Linked DNA regions of Homo sapiens: region 1 is linked to region 2. A link is a contact called in ENCODE Hi-C or POLR2A ChIA-PET data. All regions are on one chromosome and are shown on one strand. Each heading gives the region's core, a stretch centred on a gene start or an enhancer-like site at or near the end of the contact. The rest is flanking DNA. Distances are from core to core; before and after follow the strand shown. Region 1 has its middle 49 kb from the start of UBAC2-AS1. Region 2 overlaps UBAC2 (UBA domain containing 2).

Region 1 (2,700 bases), core at 189-2,688, 220 kb before region 2:
CTTTATTAGCTTTTTTTATACTAAGGAGTCTAACCTTGAGCATGTCTGTTGTGACATTTTTCCTGTTTAATAATTGTTGTTGATTTTGCTATTGTCTTTTTTGTCTGGTAGACATTTTTAATTCTTTTTTTCTTCTTTGGTTAAATGTATTAGTAAGCCAGGAGATCATTGCAGTTCTTTAGGTGGGAGAGTGAGTTGGCTTGGGCTGGAGTGAGGCTGGTGTGTACAGAGAGAAATGGTAGGTTTGAGAATATAGGTATTGTGTTCCTGGAACCAACAAGCTTAGCTGATGTATTAAATATGGCGGTACGGAGAGGGGGGCAGATGAGGTGGGAGAAAGAGAGATTGACTCTGAGGCTTCAGGGCTGAGTAACCATGTGGACAATGATACAACTGACAGATGGGCAAGACTTTAGGAAGAGCCAGTCTCCAACCTGTTTTGGAAACCTGCTTCCACATGCCTGGTTTCATGACACCATACACGTTCGGGTCTTGTCCATTCATTGTCGACTGAGGTTCTTTCCATCAAAGTGAGATGTTGAGTCAGACTATGCATTGAGAGTGTCTGAAACCATCATTACTATGTTGCATATATTCCTAAGTAATGACTTAGAGATCAAGAGCGCTGACATAATGCCTGCCATGTTGTGGCCTCACCCTGTGTCTGCTTTTGATCTCTTCTGGGGACTTCAGCACACCATGCAATAAATGGGGACACACTGACCCACCTCTGTGTCTGGGCCTGAATTAAATAAATTTGTTTAGATTTCCCTGAGCTCACAAGTATTTGATGAATCAAGTACATTTAGCAACCTGGCCTGGCAAGCCAGTAACAAACAAAAACAGACTCGTCTGTGCATGCCCTCAGGGCCATGGTCTGTGAGCACCGTGGGGGAAGGCAGAGGAGAGGGTTGATTTTTTTAAGAGGCTTTGAAAATATAAAATTCCACATGGATGATTAATACTTCTATGCAGCATAATGGGTGTTGGCAACCAATGTGAAGAAATTCTTGTTGAAAGAGAAAAGACGATGTTATGGAATAATCTCCTCTGGGAACTAAAGCCACTTACAAGGAAATATTTGAAAGTCTATTTTAATTCCTATCTTATTCATGTCTTCCTTTGACAGTAAGTGAAGTGCATAGCACTATGGGACATGTCTAAAATCAGCTGCTAACTATTCATTTGGCTCAACTGCTGAGGCCAATGATCAATTCCTTGTGCTATATTGTATTGCCTGGAACCTAGTTGTGCTCATGTGTATTGTATTGTATTGTATTGTATTGTATTGTATTGTATTGTATTGTATTGTATTGTATTGTATTGATCTATTTGCTTATTTCTGTAGAGCTGGAGTCTTACCACTTTGCCCAAGCTTGTCTCAAACTCCTGGGCTCAAGCAATCCTCCCACCTCAGCCTCTGAAAGTTCTGAGGTTACAGGCATGAGTCACTGCACCGGGCCATGTCTATTTTATTCTTGACACATGGCCATATTTGCAGTGAGATTAAGTATGGGAGTAGCCATGTGACTCAGCAGAGTGAGGAGACCAGAGCAGCAAGACCTACCCAAGGTGGACAGAGCAAGTGGTCCCCTGCAGGTGCAGCGTTGTCTTGGTGGCTTCTAAGACTTTCTTTCCCTGGGCTGAACGGTCACATCACTGGCATTATTCTCCGGCATGACAGTGTTATATCTTGATGGCTACTGTTCAAATGCTTTCTTTTAAACTAGAAGTTAAAAAGACCTGTTAAATCACAATATCCACATAAATGGACTGGCTAGAGTTGACTCACCTTACCAAACAGGTGTATAGGACTCTAAAGGGGCCCAGGAGACATATAGAACCGCTAACTGCCAGTTCCAGGTGGGGAATTCTAGCCAGCAAAGTGGGAAGTGCACAGGGCCTCGCCAGACTCAAGGGCCCCAAGGAGAGGGCCCATGACTACTTTGTCCATCCAGATACCCTTGCCAGTTAAAGCCATATGTGGAACACACCAGTGGCCATTCTTGAAGCCTTTGTTGATGAAGGAACATGTGAACTGGCTACAGGGAGGGGAATCAGGCTCCATAAAGAGGCAGGGATGCAAGGGGCTGCTTGACATCAGCTCCCCTATCCCAAATCTTCCCTGAGACCCAGCTCAGGCACAGTGATAGCTCCTGAGAAGATGAAAACAAACAAAAAGACATATTCTGCAAACAATTTTTTGTTTAATTTTTTAAAATTTAAAACATCAGGAAAAAATCATGTGCAAGAAAAAAACTATTATAACAGTCTTAAAAAAATTTTTTTTTACTTTCAGAGATAAGATATATACACACAGCAATACACACCAATCTCAACTGAACAGCTCTATGAAAATTATTTCAAGTGACTCTGCATGCTTTCTTACTTGCTTCCTAAACTTTATAAAATTTCAAGTGAAACACTTGACTTGCTTTGTCCAAGAGAATGTGCTGGAAGTGACACTCTGGGACTTCTGAGGACAGGTCACAATATGCCTTGCAGCTTCTGCCTGGGAATCTTGGATCCCTTGCCCTTGGAATGCTCCCTCTGTGAGCCCAGATATCAGGCTGTGAAAGCTGCAAGGTGAGGTTGAGTGGGAGTGCTGTGAGGCACAGACCCAGCGGAGCTTCCAGCCAATAGCCAACTTCAATGCACATCATGAGAGTGAGCACCCATGGGTATTCAGCCCCGCCAAGT
Region 2 (2,700 bases), core at 99-2,598:
GGTGTGGCCAGTAAACTTCCCTTTCAGAACTCTTGTTTTCACATAAAAAATGTGCTAGAGAGTGGTATTATGCCAGGTTTTTCCATTGCTTGCTCTAGTAGATTGGAAATACGTTTTCTAACAAGATCCCAAAGTTAGATGTGTTACAATGAAATACTAGATGGTACTCAAATAGTAACCAACTTTTGTGGGGTGTCTCATTCTGCTGGGTGCTCTGAGAGATGTACACAAAGGAGCTCAGCCAGCCTTAACTAAAGACCTGCTCCATACAAGACCCTGACGAGGCTCTAGACACAGTTGGTCTCAGAGCAGCCCAGAACGCTGGCAGGGTCTGTAATAACCAGAAACCTGAGTTCAACCAAGAGATGTGAAAGGAGGGGGGATCTGCAGTTCTCCCAAGGAAGAGAGTGGTCAGACAGGGAGAGGGGGGTGGGGGCTGCACTGCCTTGCAAGGGTCTCGGCCATGCGTCAGCATGGGGGTGGGCAGCTGGTGCCAACAGGTAACCGGTGCCAGTTGCTATGACAGCAGTGGGCGAGGCAGGCCCAGCACATCTGGGCTCCCCCAACAGGGTGTGCATGCTACCCTGCACCCAGTGTGAGCTCAGGATCGGGTGGGGGCCGTCTTCAGGTGGGCATCGCTTTCTGCAAGCGTCAGAATATGGGAAGTAAAAACCCAAAAAAAACATTTGTTTTTGACGCACTTAGCTAAAAGGGAAGTTAAAGAAAACCACACTCTAGTTTGAATAAACCAAAAGGAGTCTTTCACTGAGGGGAGTTGCTAGAAATCTCATTGGAATGAATGTCCCATTTTACTTATGTCAAAGAGGAGTTGAATTGCAAGTAAAATACCAAAGTGGGATTTCATTTATTTTCTTTTCTCTTTTCCTTTTTCCCTTTTTTTTTTTTTTTTTTTTGAGACATGGTCTTGCTCTGTATCCCAAGCTGGAGTGCAGTGGTGCTATCATGGCTCACCGCAACCTCGACCTCCTGGGTTCAAGCCATCCTCCCAACTCTGCCTCCTGAGTAACTGGGACTACAGGCACATGCCACCAAGCCCAGCTAATTTTTTTTTTTTTTTTTTTTGGTAGAGACAAGGGTTGCCCAGGCTGGCATTTTCTTAAATGAGAATTATCTTGAGGTAGTAGGCACACACATCCCAATCATAGATGTTTAAAAATAAAAAATAAGGAAAGAGAAACTGGTACAGATTTATTTCCATCTCTAGGGTGTTTTCCTCATTCAGTGGGTTCTCTGAAAAGCACATTATTAGGGAATGTATTCCATCTTGCTCTCCTTTGGAACATTGTCAGGTGACAGTGACAGTGCTCTTGTGGCAACGCCTATTTCTGTCATGCTCCCCTGCCTTGGTCAGCCAGCCATGTGGAAGTGTCACACCAGGGCTGGTGAAGGGCTGCTGACGCCTGTGGTTCAGAAGCTCGTGACGAAAGGCAACTGATGGAGTCACACCTTGCTCCACTGGGGCACCCTGGACACCTCCAAGAGGGTCTTCATCCCTGTGGGGGCTCTGGTGGGGCACCCTGGACACCTCCAGAGTGGGTCTTCATCCCCGTGAGGGCGGAGCTGGAGTTTGCCATTGCCACAGCACCAGCTGCACCTTGGTGTCCTCTGAGTAGCCTTATCTCTGCTCCTCACCTCTGGAAGTCAGGTTTCCTGTTACGGAAAGCAGGCTCTGGATGTTACATTTGGGGAATGTTAGTGTCTAGAAATAAGAAATAAGTAGATGTGGAAGACAGGAAAGCAAAGCATGCTGGAGGCGAACCCAACTAGAGCTGGCTTCTCAATGAAGTTAGAGGAAGGAATCATTTCGATTTGGGGGCTAGAAACCAAGCTGCACTCTAATCTGATATTTTGTGGTGAGGATTTTTAGGCAGAAACTTCTTGTGATGCCTGAGCAGGAGGAAGGTACTCGCTGTGCTCTGAGATGGAGAGGGAATGTTGAAAGAACACCTTTTTAGAAAATTTCTTTGAGACATTTTTAAAATTTTCCAGACCAATGAATGACTGCAAGCCCATGAAGCCAACACTGACGAAGTTGCAGTATGCAGCGCCGTGCCTCGCCTCGCCTCGCCTCACCATTGCCTCCACTCACGCCAGAACAAGTGTCTATCCTAGCACAGTCTTTTCCAGAGTCTCAGTGTCCTACCAGCATTCTCATTTTGTCCTCCACATGTTTATTGGTCACTTTTGATCTTCACATTCAGCCTTCTCTAACTGGTGCTGGGCACCGGGTGTGTCAGGCTCTGTGTTGGGGGGAAGCAAGCCAGGCCTGGTGCCAGCCCTCAAGGGAGCTCACCGTCTATGAGGGAGACCAGATCCATGCAAGGCCCTAACCCAGTACCCAACTCATGCAAGTACCTAGTGCCAGTCCTTAGAGCAGAGGAGACCTGTAAACATTCATTCCTGTACTTTAACAACTTGACATCAGGAGATTTTACATTGAAACTTTCTCTTCCTGTGGATGTTAGATCGGATCAGGTGCTCATGGTGAGTTCTGATGCTTCTCATCCCAGTAGCTGGACTACAGAGACAGGAAGCAGCCTGCAGAGAAAATGAAGTAGTCCAGGGTTTCAGTGTGAGTTAATGTGTGTTGTGGCTAAAATGTGGTGCTTTCGATAGGGAGAGAGATGGGCTGACCATCTATAATACCATTATTTATATAGTCATCAGAGTTGTGTATTT

What was found. Hi-C counts contacts between places; a loop is a spot of excess contacts on that map. ChIA-PET counts read pairs that join two places held with the same protein, here RNA polymerase II (POLR2A). Pooled maps may share reads with other maps.
Region 1: a loop to region 2 is called in a pooled map, with 1.9 times the contacts of the local background. The contact joins two enhancer-like sites. A Hi-C loop is called at or near these places in 1 of 50 pooled maps. POLR2A ChIA-PET finds 5 or more read pairs at or near these places in 5 of 52 experiments (OCI-LY7, activated B cell, activated CD4-positive, alpha-beta T cell and 2 more).

The regions. Positions count from the first base shown.
Region 1 is chr13:99,150,238-99,152,937 of GRCh38, forward strand. No RefSeq gene overlaps it. Among named protein-coding and RNA genes, the nearest start is that of UBAC2-AS1, 49 kb to the right of the region's middle. RefSeq lists silencers at 1,364-1,413, 1,424-1,493, an enhancer at 1,800-1,969 and a cis regulatory region at 1,885. Within about 2 kb of position 1,439, at least 4 of the 41 ENCODE cell types and tissues checked have a DNase peak (open chromatin) inside an H3K27ac peak, as active enhancers do.
Region 2 is chr13:99,374,908-99,377,607 of GRCh38, forward strand. All of the region lies in intron 8 of UBAC2 (UBA domain containing 2), which reads left to right. Among named protein-coding and RNA genes, the nearest start is that of MIR623, 20 kb to the left of the region's middle. RefSeq lists an enhancer at 901-970. Within about 2 kb of position 1,349, at least 13 of the 41 ENCODE cell types and tissues checked have a DNase peak (open chromatin) inside an H3K27ac peak, as active enhancers do.